Regions from separate parts of the Homo sapiens genome. Here region 1 is linked to region 2. Evidence: read pairs that join two places in POLR2A ChIA-PET (ENCODE). Cell type or tissue: HepG2. All regions are shown on one strand. Each heading gives the region's core, and the rest is flanking DNA. Links, peaks and the distances in the headings are about the cores only.

Region 1 (6,207 bases), core at 596-5,595, 91 kb after region 2:
TTGAGCAGCTACAGAATCCCTATTTCGAGTTGTCCGTCTCCCCAAACTCCAGGCACTTGGGGATGAGGCAGTGGTCCAGATGAGAGAGTACAGGAGAAGCTCTGCAGGCAGCTGCAGGTCCGTGAGGAGGAGCCATTGGGCAACAGTGCCAGCCACCCAGTGCCAGCAGCCACAGGACTGAAAACATCCCAGAAGCCAGGAAATGAGGACACGGCAGCTCTGAGGGGTCTTCTCTCCACACCCAGGCGCCAGCACCTGCTGGGTTTGGCCTCCATCAGGCCCGAGCTTGGTGCCTGCTGCCAGTGAGGTTGGTGTAAGGGTTCAGGAGGCCCGAGGGAAACAGGCACCGCCCAGCCAGACACCAAGCACAGGCAGCATCTGCCACTTGGCCATCATTTCACTGGCTTGGAAACTCCCTCTTTTCAATTTTTTTTTTTTTTTTTGAGACGGGGGTCTCGCCCTGTCATCCGGGCTGGAGCGCAGTGGCACGAACACAGCGCTCACTGCAGCCTCGAACTCCTGGGCCCAGGTGATCCTCCAGCTTCAGTCTCCCAAAAAGCTGGGATTACAGGCAAGAGCCATAGTGCCTGGCTGATTTGGCAACTCTCCATCATTGCTCTGTGGCTGCTGCCTCTTCCAGCCATTAGACCACACCCTCCTCAGGGCTTCCGCTGCCCCGTGGCATCTGCCTTTTGCCTTCTTGGTTCCTCTGCTCCCAACAACTCTCTCTGCACATCTCCCAGTCAGCACCAGAGCTTTCAGCTGAGGCCGCTGAACTCCCCATAAGTTAGTTGTCCTGGACCCAGCCGTCCTTGTCGACTCCATTCAGTAGTGGGCTGCCCAGTGGGAGGGTCACAGGGTCAGCTTGGCTCAGAGAAGCCATGGGTATGGTGGGTGTGCAACAGCTGCCCTGATGGGGCTAGGCTGGCAGGGTCCTGAGGTGGCTCAGGAGGTCCCAGCCCCCACTGAGACCAGGTCCTGCCTCTAAAGCTCCTGTTGTCCTGGAAGCTGGAGCCCAGCCTCACTACGACTTTTAGGGCAATGACTCCCCAAAAGGCTGAGGGCAGCCAAGTCCCTGGCTGGGCCCTGGAAGCACAGAGGGAAACATGACATGGTCCAGCCCCCAGGAGCTCTGGGTGCAGAGGGGGCAGGCAGACCTGAGCACATCCACCTCAACATAAGGTCATGACAAAGCAGGCCCTCAGGGGGCTTGGGGCTTGGAGCAGGGATGTCCCATAGTCCTCTAGGGGATGGCCAGGGAAGGGTCCTGGAGGGGAGGCACTGGGACTGGCAGAGAGATGAAAGATGTGACATGTGCAGAAGGGGAGGGTGTGCTGGTGCAAGAGAGTGAGCTCAGAAAAACAAGCTGGGGTCAGATCACAGAGACAGCTGGGCTTCCGGGATCGTTGTGTGTCCTTTCCCTGGGGCTTTGGGGGCCATAGAAGGGTAGTGAGCGAGGGGCTCTGCTGTGGAGGTCCCAGCCTGAAGGTGACAGTCTAGTTTCACGCCCTGGCTGCCTCAAGAAGGGAGGGGCTGCAATCCAGGAGGCCAGAGAGAGGCTGTCCCAGTGGTAGGGATAAGAGGCAACAATGCTGAGATGCCCTTTGCCCTAAATGCAACTCCACACCCCATCTCCATCATCCACGCCAGGGAGTCCCAGGGTCCATTTGTTGGCCCACAGCTTCTGCTTTCCTGCGGGCCTCTTCCGAGTCCCCCGGTCTCTCAGGAATGAAGCCCCAACGCTGTTGGCAAGACCCACCAGGCCTTCTTCAGACAGACACATCGAGGGACCCGTCATTCCACCCATGCCCAGCTTCCCGGAGGCCCTTCCTGCCTCCACTCCTCCCACCCCCGCTGCAGGTCACTGACCCTGCTTGGAAAACACCAGGCTTGCTCATATAAGGAGCGTGGGCCAGGCCTGAGTATTCAGCGATGGCATTTGCATGGTGGCCCTGTCTCATCTTGGCTCTGCTCTCCAGCTTGGCAGCCTCTGGCTTCCCGAGAAGCCCCTTTCGGCTGCTTGGGGTGAGTCTGCCCCCTCTTTGCCATCTGGGTCTTGGTGTGGAATGGGCAGAAGGCATCATGCTGGGCAAGGCCTCTGAGTGGAGTGAAGAGGAGGCAGAGGGCTGGGCACTGAGCTGCTGGGAGTAGTGTGGACACTGGGAGAACCGGGCTCCAGCTGAGGCCTATGCTAACCTGTTGTCTAACCCTGGGAAGGCTCTTAAAACTCCCTGGGCCTCAGCTTCCCCACCTGTCAAAAGAGCAATGCACCAGGAACTGCTCACTTCACTGAGGGGCAATGAAGGTTCAAGTCTCAAACGAGTGTGACCTCTACAAAATGCTCAGTTGAGCCCTGCGGGGTGTGGCGGGGGCAGGGGTGCTCTGGAAGGAGGCCTAAAGGGGCCTGGGGGCCAGGGAAAGGCAGAATGGGAGATAGAATGAGGTGGGGCATGTAGGGTGTGAAGAGAGCTCTGGGTTCAGTTCCCCCTGCCCTGCTCTCCTGGTAACCTGGATACCTGCCCCTCTCTGGACCTCAGTTTCCCCATCTATTCAGAGTTTTTCCTACTCTGACATGTGGCTCTGGAGGGTCCTATGTCTGGGGGCCACTCAGGTGTGTGGGGGGCAGGGCACCACTGAACCCCTGGTCTCAGCCCAGAGCCTCCCAGGCCATGCGGCCTTGGTGTTGGCCTTGGCCTGATTCCTGTGTTTGTGTTTGTTTTTGTTTTTTCAGAAACGGAGCCTCCCGGAAGGGGTAAGAACTTTCACCAGGGGGTGGGACCGAGTGGGGCAGGGCAGGATGGAGCTGGTTCCCCAACTGCTGAAGGTGTAGGCTATAACAGCTGACTCCTCACAGCTGGCAAACAGCTTACGGCCCTCTGCCCTGGCAGCCTCCAACAGCGCAGGACTCCTGGGAAAGAGCACCACAGAGTGACGACCCCTCCAACCTCGCAGGATGTAGCCCAAGAGGGCCCCTCACAGGCATCCCTTCCTTCCGCAGACACTTCCTTAGCACTTGCTGGTACCTGGCTCTGTGAAGCGGTCCCTGCCACACCCTCACGAAGCATCTTTATATCCCTAGGGGGAGGGGGCTGGAACACCTCCCTAGAGCCTCTCAAAATTCAACACCCCTATTGGAAAGAGGGTGTTTGGAGACTTCCCTTGGCACAGGAAATCAGTTCCTCTTTGGGAGACAGAATGAGGCAATTACCTAAAGACCCAGGAGGTGGGCTGGGCTGTGTGCTTGAGGGAGTGTGAGGTGTGGAGGATGAGCAGGAAGAGCCAGGGGCAGATGCTCCAGAGCCAGTGTCCCACGCATAGCTGGAGCTCAGGGTGACTGGACGGGAAAGGGCAAGCTCTCACTGGCTGCAGTGGTGTGTAAACGGATCGCAGAATTAAGGAGGCAGGACAAGCATCTGAATAATGGTGGCCACCAGAACATGGAGACTGGAGACGCCACCAAGTCTTCCAGTGTAGAAGACCTGGAGGATGAGGGTTGCGTGCCGGGCAGGGGCCTCAGAGCCTCCAAGGGTTTGCAAGGGAGGTGGCTGGGTTGCAAACCTGCTTCTCCAGTGTCCCAGTCTGGCTGATTCTCCACCCACCTCCCCAAAGGTGGCCAATGGCATCGAGGTCTACAGTACCAAAATCAACTCCAAGGTGACCTCCCGTTTTGCTCACAATGTTGTCACCATGAGAGCCGTCAACCGTGCAGACACGGCCAAGGAGGTTTCCTTTGATGTGGAGCTGCCCAAGACGGCCTTCATCACCAACTTCACCTTGTGGGTACCACCATGGCTGCTGGCTCTGGGCTCGGGAACAGGGGGTCTGGCCCAGTGTGATCTCCCTACCCCCAACTCTCTTTCCCTGCAGGACCATCGACGGTGTTACCTACCCTGGGAATGTCAAGGAGAAGGAAGTTGCCAAGAAGCAGTATGAAAAGGCTGTGTCCCAGGGCAAGACGGCCGGCTTGGTCAAGTAAGTATGGACTCCCAGGCCTTGGGGAGAATGTCTGGGATCCAAGGGCCTTCAGGGCTACAAACAACAACAACAGCTATTATTATTGGTATAGCAAAATGTGCCCATAATTTTGCCATTATCCCACGTTGAGGCTGAGGCAAGTGAGGCTCAGAATGGTTAGGGATCTCCCTCGCCAAAGGGCTGGGCCTGGGGCCGAGGGCCGAGGAAGGGTGGGCTCCTGCAGTCTTTGAGGGAGTCACCATCTCGCACCCTGGTCAGGGCCTCTGGGAGGAAGTTGGAGAAGTTCACAGTCTCGGTCAACGTGGCTGCAGGCAGCAAAGTCACCTTCGAGCTAACCTACGAGGAGCTGCTGAAGAGGCACAAGGGCAAGTACGAGATGTACCTCAAGGTCCAGCCTAAGCAACTGGTCAAACACTTTGAGGTAATCAACCGCCCCTGCAGACCTGGGGGGACGGCAGCGGGGTGCAGGAACCCGCCCATGGGGCAGTCTCAGACAGGGGTCAAAAACAAAAGTTCTGCCTCACGGCATCCCCCATCCTTGGCTGGGAAGGCTGGAGGAATTCAATGGTTCTGGCCAAAAGCATCTGGGGCCAAGGGGAAGAGGCTGGGATGGACTCCACAGATGCAGATTCGGTGCTGGGCCCTCAAGAGCAACACCAGCAAGTGCCTCTGTAAGGCTTCTCACTGGGCACATGGGCATTTTTCCTACCTCAAAGCTGAAAGCCAAAGGAAAAGCATCAGTGGTGGAATTTCGGGCGCATATGGCAGGCGGTGGTAACACCTCCCGATCAGCATACTCTCCTCCAAGCCCCTGTGGTCACTTTCGCAGTGGGAGACACCAGGCTTGGCCCTCAGCACTGTCCTAGAGGGTCCCTGCATCACCACAGACCCATCTCATTCCCATTGGCCTTGTTCTGGGAACTGGCCTCTGAGGTCACTGAGTGACATTTCCTTACTTTGGCCATTTCAGATCGAGGTAGACATCTTCGAGCCTCAGGGAATCAGCATGCTGGATGCTGAGGCCTCTTTCATCACCAACGACCTCCTGGGAAGCGCCCTCACCAAGTCCTTCTCAGGGAAAAAGGTGATGTAGATGCCTCTCAGACCTGGTGGGGCAGGGGACAGGAATACTGACTCCAGCAGAACAAGCCTGCAGCCTAGGGCTTAGCTGCTGCAAGCATGCATGTGTTGGGGTGGGGCTGGGGATCAATCTGCAACTATCACCTTCCTCCTTGCCCACTGGGGTTGGGAGTGAGGATGCTGAGGGCAGGGGCTGCTGACAATGACCTGCCAGAGGAGCCATTTACAAAGCCTGGTCCCGTTCCCCCTTGGGAAATGGACAGGGCAGGGCTTATCTTCCCTGTTTTACAGGTCCCGAGGCTGAAGCCCAAGGGAGTCATTTAGATCTACTGACTCCACAATGAGAGGTGAAAGACTAAAGAGAACTTCATTCTTGGTGCTAGGTGGTTGACTCCAGTCCCCAAGGCTCCCAGCTGTTCCAGGGGCCTTAATGGCAGTGGACAGTGGGTGAATAAATGTTTGTATAAACAACAAACCAATCATCCAGGACTTCCAGGGCGAGGCCCGAGGAGCACACACTCAGAGGACTGCTGGCTTCTGCAGGGCCACATCCTGCCCCGGGACCCTCCTCCTCCCCTTTCTCCTCCTTTCTCCCTCCCCTCCTCTTGGCACCCACACACCAACATTCCAAACCTACAAGAAATTCCTTTTAATGGGAAGCTACCCCTTCCCTAAGTAGCTTCTCAGTGCTGAGCTCCAAGGTAGCCTGGGCTAATGGGTGTGTGAGGCCAAGAAAAAGGGAGCTGGAAGCTGAATCAGCCAAGGCCTGTGCCCAGCCAGGAGCCCTGATCTCCAAGGGGAAAAGCGGTGCTCAGAAAGGCCGGAGCGTGGTAAACAGTGCCTTCCAGTGAGTCCTGGGAGCTGCAGAGCACGCCACCGGCGGGCAGGGCTGCCCAGGCCTCCAGCTCTTGCTAGCCTCTGCCCTGCCAAGGGCTCCTCCCTGTGAGGCTGCACCTCTGCTCCCTCAGCTAAGGGCTGAGGTCTCCCAGTGGGCAGGCCCTGGCCGAGCTGAGCAAGGTCTTTCATCTCCATCCCTTAGGGCCATGTGTCCTTCAAGCCCAGCTTAGACCAACAGCGTTCATGCCCAACCTGTACAGACTCCCTCCTCAATGGAGATTTCACTATCACCTATGACGTGAACAGAGAATCTCC
Region 2 (6,207 bases), core at 860-5,859:
GAGTGCAGCGGCATGATCTCAGCTCACTGCAACCTCTGCCTCCCGCATTCAAGCGATTCTCCCGCCTCAGCCTTCCCAATAGTTGGGATTACAGGTGTGCGCCACCACGCCCAGCTAATTTTTGTATTTTTAGTAGAGATGGGGTTTCACCATGTTGGCCAGACTGGTCTCGAACTCCTGACTTCGTGATCTGCCCACCTCAGCCTCCCAAAGTGCTGAGATTACAGGCGTGAGCCACCACGCCCGGCCAAAAAAACATTTAAGGTGCTATTCTCAAAAACCATCTCTGTTAGCTAGCTATTCATCTCTTAAGAAGGTGGTGTCTAATTGTCACAATGTCCTGGTTGGTCCTCCTCAGCTCATCTGACCTTCACTTTTTCAAAACAATTCAGTGGAAACAAGATAGTAGGTGGAACTAAATTTATTTAAAAAATAAATTCCTTCAACAAGCTCTGGATAAAATGTTTCCTTAAAGACATTTTACCAACCAAGATATCGTGAACCTACCTTTTAACCCTTTCTTACTTCATCTTCACCCATAGTAGTACCCAACCCTTACATAAGGCTATTAATTTTACAAAGCACTTTCAAACATAGCGTATTGCAATGCAAGTTAGTTCATTTGTTTTTTTAGACAGGGTCTCACCATGTTGCCCAGGCTGGCCTCTAACTCCTAGGCTCAAGCAAGCCTCCTGCCTCAGCCTCCCAAGTAGCAGGGACTACAGACAAAGTAAGTTTGAATTAACTTCATCCTGGGAAAATTGTGTGCCTACCAGGCACTTAATTTCTCAAGGCCTTTGTAAAGAAGAGAAATATGTTGAAAAACTGTTTAAAAAATTGGGGGCTGGGCACTGTGGCTCATGCCTATAATCCCAAAATGAAAACAACAAGGCTAACGCGGGCAGATCACCTGAGCTGAGGAGTTCAAGACCAGCCTGGGTAACATTGTGAAAGCTCATCTCTACAAAATATACAAAAATTAGCCAGGCATGGTGACGTGCATCTGTAGTCCCAAGCATTTGGGAGGCTAAGGCAGGAGGATCCCCTGAGCCAGGGAGGTCAAGGCTGCAGTAAGCCATATTCATGCCACTGCACTCCAGCCTGGGTGACAAAGCGACACCCTGTCTCAAAAAAATAAAAAATAAAAAGCAATAAAAACTGTGGATCAGCCAGGCACTGTGGCTGATACCCATAATCCCAACTATTCAGGTGGCTGGGGTGGGAGGCTGCCTGAGCCCAGGAGTTCCAGACCAGCCTGAGCAACATAGTATGACCATCCCCCAACCCCATATCTAAAAAAAATTTTTTTTAAAAATGGGATCACAGGCCAGATTACAAATTAGGGGGAAAATACACATCTTTCTTTCTTTCCTTTTTTTTTTTTTTCGAGACAGAGTCTGGCTCTGTCAGCCAGGCTGCAGTGCAGTGGTGCCGTCTTGGCTCACTGCAACCTCTGCCTCTCAGATTCAAGCAATTCTTGTGCCTCAACCTCCCGAGTAGCAGGGACTACAGGTGTGCGCCACCACGCCCAGCTAATTTTAATAGAGAGAGGGTTTCACCATGTTGGCCAGGCTGGTCTCGAACTCCTGACCTCAGGTGATCCACCTGCCTCGGCCTTCCAAAGTGCTGGGATTACAGGCCTGAGCCACCAGGCCCAGCCCACACACACCTTTCCAAAGCAGTATATATGAAGTACAACGTGTCAGTGAACTTCTTCTCATATACATCAGGGCGCCGTGGCTCACGTCTGTAATCCCAGCACTTTGGGAGGCCAAGGCAGGTGGATCAAGAGGTCAGGAGTTCGAGACCAGCCTGTCCAAGATGGTGAAACCCCATCTCTACTAAAAATACAAAAAATTAGCCAGGCATGGTGGCAGGTGCCTGTAATCCCAGCTATTTGAGAGGCTGAGGCAAGAGAATCCCTTGAACCCGGGAGGCGGAGGTTGCAGTGAGCTGAGACCGTGCCACTGCACTCCAGCCTGGGCAACAGAGTAAGACTCTGTCTCAAAAAAAAAAAAAAAAAAAGAGAAGTATATACATCAGTATATACCCTAAGTCATATGCCTCTATCACATTATGGGCTGACCTTATCTACAGAAGCTGGCAGAGGGGAGCTGTTCGGACAAAGCCCCAACATCTGCCTGCGATGAGGCAACTTCCACCACCACTGAGAAAACGATCTTGCACTCAAATAAATCCCACTTAATTAATGGTACAAGAGATAATGTTTTTAGTTTCTTGACTTCCAGTTAGCAGTTACGGGATCAAGAGGCACACTTGGCTGGAAACAAGAAAAACACAATTCTATCAAGTATCTGACATACTTAAGTAGACTGGCAAGGCAGAAACCAGTTGCTCCTAAAACTTCCACAGTTACCTACATGCAAAACGCCAGTTATCATGGAGTACGTCTAATCCATATTGTCTTTCCTGGGGCTATTCCTGGTAAGAGAGCTTTCCTGATCTGGTTAGAAGGAATTCTCAAAACGAAATTGCACACAGACGCTGGATCTGTAATAGTTAACTACATTTTCGTAAGAGTATATAATTGTGTACAATTTGATTAGCAACACAGTTGGTCCTCAGTATCAGTCGGGGATTGGCTCCAGGACTCCCCATGTATACAAAAATTCACGGATGCTCAAGTCCCTTATGTAAAATGGCATATTACAGTCAGCCCTCTGTATCTGTAATTTCAGTCCGTGGTTGGTTGAATCCAAGGATACAAAACTGTGGATACAAAAAAAAAAGACCGCACTGGCCGGGCGCGGTGGCTCATGCCTGTAATCCCAGCACTTTGGAAGGCCGAGGTGGGTGGATCACTTGAGGTCAGGCGTTTGAGACTAGTCTGGCCAACACAGTGAAACCCCGTCTCCACTAAAATCACAAAAATTAGCCGGGCGTGGTGGCGCATGCCTGTAATCCCAGCTACTCAGAAGGCTGAGGCAGGACAATCCCTTGAACCCAGGAGGCGGAGGTTGCAGTGAGCCGCGATCGCACCACTGCACTCCAGCCTGGGCAACAGAGCGAGTCTTCGCCTCAAAAAAAAAAAAAAAAAAAAAAAAAGACCACACAGAGATATATCTATTTATACACACAACAGAAAGTCTCTTCAAACACACCAAGAAATACAGAGCATGAGAAGGAAACAGGAATAAACTCTTGCCCATCCCTCTTTCTGCCTTCTACACGTCCTGAGTCCTTCTGAGGTCAGAAAAGTGTCAAACGTGTCTGCATTTTACTGTTTGGTCTCTGCCACGTGCAAGGATGAAAGGGCACTGAGGATATACAAACACTTTCTCCTACCCTTTCATCTGGCTGGCTCCCACTTGGCATTCAAAGGTCAAGGTAGCCTCCTCCAAACTCCACGTTGAGCTGCACCTCCCCTGAGCTCCCACATCTGGGCCTCCCTCTCCCAGGGCTAATCCAGCTGTCATGTATTTCTGGCGTGATGTGGCTGTCTCCCTTGACACGCTCTGGGCTCTTCCAAGGCAACAGCCTGGTCTTGGTAACAACCGTGTCCTCGGTCTGCTGTCTGGCACAAACAAGGTGCCGTGAATATTTGCTGGTTGCATGAATGAGGACAGCAGTCCCACCCTGTCCCGGGAGTGCCTAGAATTCCACTGTTTGTGGCCAACCCAGAATACATAACCTGGGGGCCGGAGAGCCAGCTGGGACCCAGAGGCCCGGGTTCCTCAGAACGGTTTCTCTCCAAAACGTGGGCATCCCACCTGGCTGACGGTAACGGAGGAGGGTCTAAGATTTAGAGATACACCAGCCTTGAAAGAGAGGCTGAGTGAACCTTTGGCTGGCCTCTATCGGGAGGGCCCAGCCTGGGTCTGTGAGGGTCAGTAAAGCCGGCCACAATGTGAGAGGGCTGAGTTCGGGAGCCCCCAGATGAGGGACTTTCTACGCGGATGAGAGGGACAGCCGAGCACCAGGGTCCCCTCTCCAAGGGAATTCTCTCTGTTGTGGATGCCGCCTAGGGTAGCCCCCCTAAATTCCAAGGGTCAGTAGGGCCCCCCTTACACTTTGAAGTGATCGGAAAGTGATGTGACGCTCCGGGGATCCCACCAGGCTCAGAGATACCCCTGGTTAGGGCTCCGACAAGTCGTTCCCCTCAAAGGCTCGCCGCGGCCGCCCTTACTGCAGGCGATGGAGGAGATGCGGATGCAGCCCGCGCCCCGACCCGCCCTGCCAGCTCAGCGCCCGCGCCGCAGGCCCCGGAGCCCAGCCCGTTGTCTGGCCGCCCGCGTTCCCTGCACGCTGGGCCGAGCACACTTGCCCTCTAGCTCCGTGGCAGCCGCGCAGCCCCACTACGCCCAGCCAGCCCGCAGCGGTAACCGCTAGAGCGTCGCGCCAAGCAGGCGCCGCGGGGCAGCCCTGCCGCCGGGGTCCTCGCAGGGAAAAAGGCCGTCGCCATGGAGACGCGGGGGCGCCGGCGGCCGTTGGGCCGCGCAAGTACTGTCAAGGACAGTTTTCGGGACGGGGGACGCGGCTCCAGGCACCCAACAGCACTGACGGCGAACACTTCACGGGCGCGCGATGCCTCGACAAGGCGGCCGCCACCACCACCTCAGCTGCCCTCGCGGGCAGCACGGCGCGGCAAAAGCGCACGTCGCCTAGCGATGGCGCGGGGCGGGGACACGGGCTGTACCGGCCCGTCGGAGACTTCCGCTTCCGGGGCCGCCGCCATCGCTCTCCCGGGCTTAGAAGGCCCGGCTACTGACGCGCAGTGCCAGACCTTACCCCTCACGGTCCTTAAGTCTCGGTCGCCCTCGCCTCGCAGCCTGCCACCCGCGCTCAGCTGCCCGCCTCCTCAGCCAGCCATGCTGGAGCATCTGAGCTCGCTGCCCACGCAGATGGTGAGGGCGCAACCCGGGGACCTCTGCACGCCGTTCTTGTGCCTGGCAGCTTCGAAGCCCATGTTGGAGCACCGACCCGGTGCTGCGCTGTTCCGGGCCCGGATGGTTACCGTCCACCCTCTTTCCCGAATTGCCTCCTGGGTCCCCTTCTCTTCTACTCCGCGAGAATCTCCTGTCCATTCTCCGTGAGGGTGTTTCAGTTCCTCCCGGGAAGCCCAGAATTTAATATCTTGCCCAGGCCCTTAGGAGAGCGGGAGACCCTGATGTTGGGGTTACCCTGTGCCAGAGTTGTGAGGTCAGGGCAGGAATTGTATGTTCTCGGCGGTGGAACCAATTCTTTTTTTCCTCTGCTTCACCCCAGGATTACAAGGGCCAGAAGCTAGCTGAACAGATGTTTCAGGGAATTATTCTTTTTTCTGCAGTAAGTATTGGTTTTACATTTAATCTCCGCCCCCGCCTCCCTCCCAACCCTCAGTTTGAGTGTGTTTAATATACTTCATTTGTCTCTAGATAGTTGGATTTATCTACGGGTACGTGGCTGAACAGTTCGGGTGGACTGTCTATATAGTTATGGCCGGATTTGCTTTTTCATGTTTGGTAAGAAATTTGTGGGTATTAGTGGCAGCTTGGGTTTTGTGAGTCGGGTTGGTTTGGTTAGACCTACTCAGTAGTGAGACCCAAAGCCAACGTTTCCCTCATCCTTCCAAACAGCGTTTCCCTTTGCTATCATTGGAAAAGTAGAATGCCAAAATAGTGTCAGATGGTGCGAACTATATAAAAGGACACAGCTTATTTCCTTTGGCGGCTACTCTGGCTAATAATCTTAAGGTCAAAGCCAGCAGGAGTTTTCATGGTGCTCACGTTGTCCCTTCACCTTTTATTTATTTATTTATTTAAATTTTTTGAGACGGAGTTTCACTCTTGTTGCCCAGGCTGCAGTGCACTGGGGCGATTTCGGCTCACTGCACCTTCTGCCTCCCGGGTTTAATAGATTTTCCTGCCTCAGCCTCCCGAGTAGCTGTGACTACAGGAGCCCACCACCACACCCAGCTAATTTTTGTATTTTTAGTAAAGACAGGGCTTCACTGTGTTGGCCAGGCTGGTCTCAAGCAATCCGCCCACCTTGGCCTCCCAGAGTGCTTGGATTACAGGCGAGAGCCACCACGCCTGGCCCCCACCTTTCTTTTAGGTCTTAAAGCCATTTGTATAGGCAGTGAGCCTGTTCCCATCATCATACAGTATTTTGCATGGATGGTGGCACAGAGCCTTTATAGGAATATGGATTTTTTTTTTTGTTTTTTTGTTCCCTCAGCATAGGAGTCATTTGGGAACCTGGCATTAT

What was found. Peaks named below come from ENCODE experiments on the same cell type or tissue, not always from the same donor. Only the 100,000 strongest peaks of a DNase experiment are listed, where the experiment ranks them.
Region 1: POLR2A ChIA-PET joins it to region 2 with 32 read pairs; 3 of 35 experiments call an interaction of 5 or more read pairs at or near these places.

Annotation. Positions count from the first base shown.
Region 1 is chr3:52,792,872-52,799,078 of GRCh38, forward strand. ITIH3 (inter-alpha-trypsin inhibitor heavy chain 3) reads left to right here and starts at 1,925. Exons shown (of 22, transcript NM_002217.4): 1 at 1,925-2,025; 2 at 2,732-2,752; 3 at 3,610-3,776; 4 at 3,868-3,972; 5 at 4,234-4,396; 6 at 4,946-5,059; 7 at 6,095-6,207. The coding sequence starts at 1,933. RefSeq lists an enhancer at 1,523-2,412. In HepG2, for the core only: no CTCF peak of the experiment used is centred there; DNase peaks (open chromatin) are centred at 1,390, 1,860 and 2,730; H3K4me3 peaks cover 2,014 bases.
Region 2 is chr3:52,701,418-52,707,624 of GRCh38, forward strand. GLT8D1 (glycosyltransferase 8 domain containing 1) reads right to left here and starts at 4,374. Exons shown (of 10, transcript NM_018446.4): 1 at 4,030-4,374. It overlaps SPCS1 (signal peptidase complex subunit 1), which reads left to right and starts at 4,689. Exons shown (of 4, transcript NM_014041.5): 1 at 4,689-4,865; 2 at 5,227-5,286; 3 at 5,376-5,462. The coding sequence starts at 4,830. RefSeq lists a silencer at 4,101-4,270. In HepG2, for the core only: no CTCF peak of the experiment used is centred there; DNase peaks (open chromatin) are centred at 3,324, 4,374 and 4,684; H3K4me3 peaks cover 3,825 bases.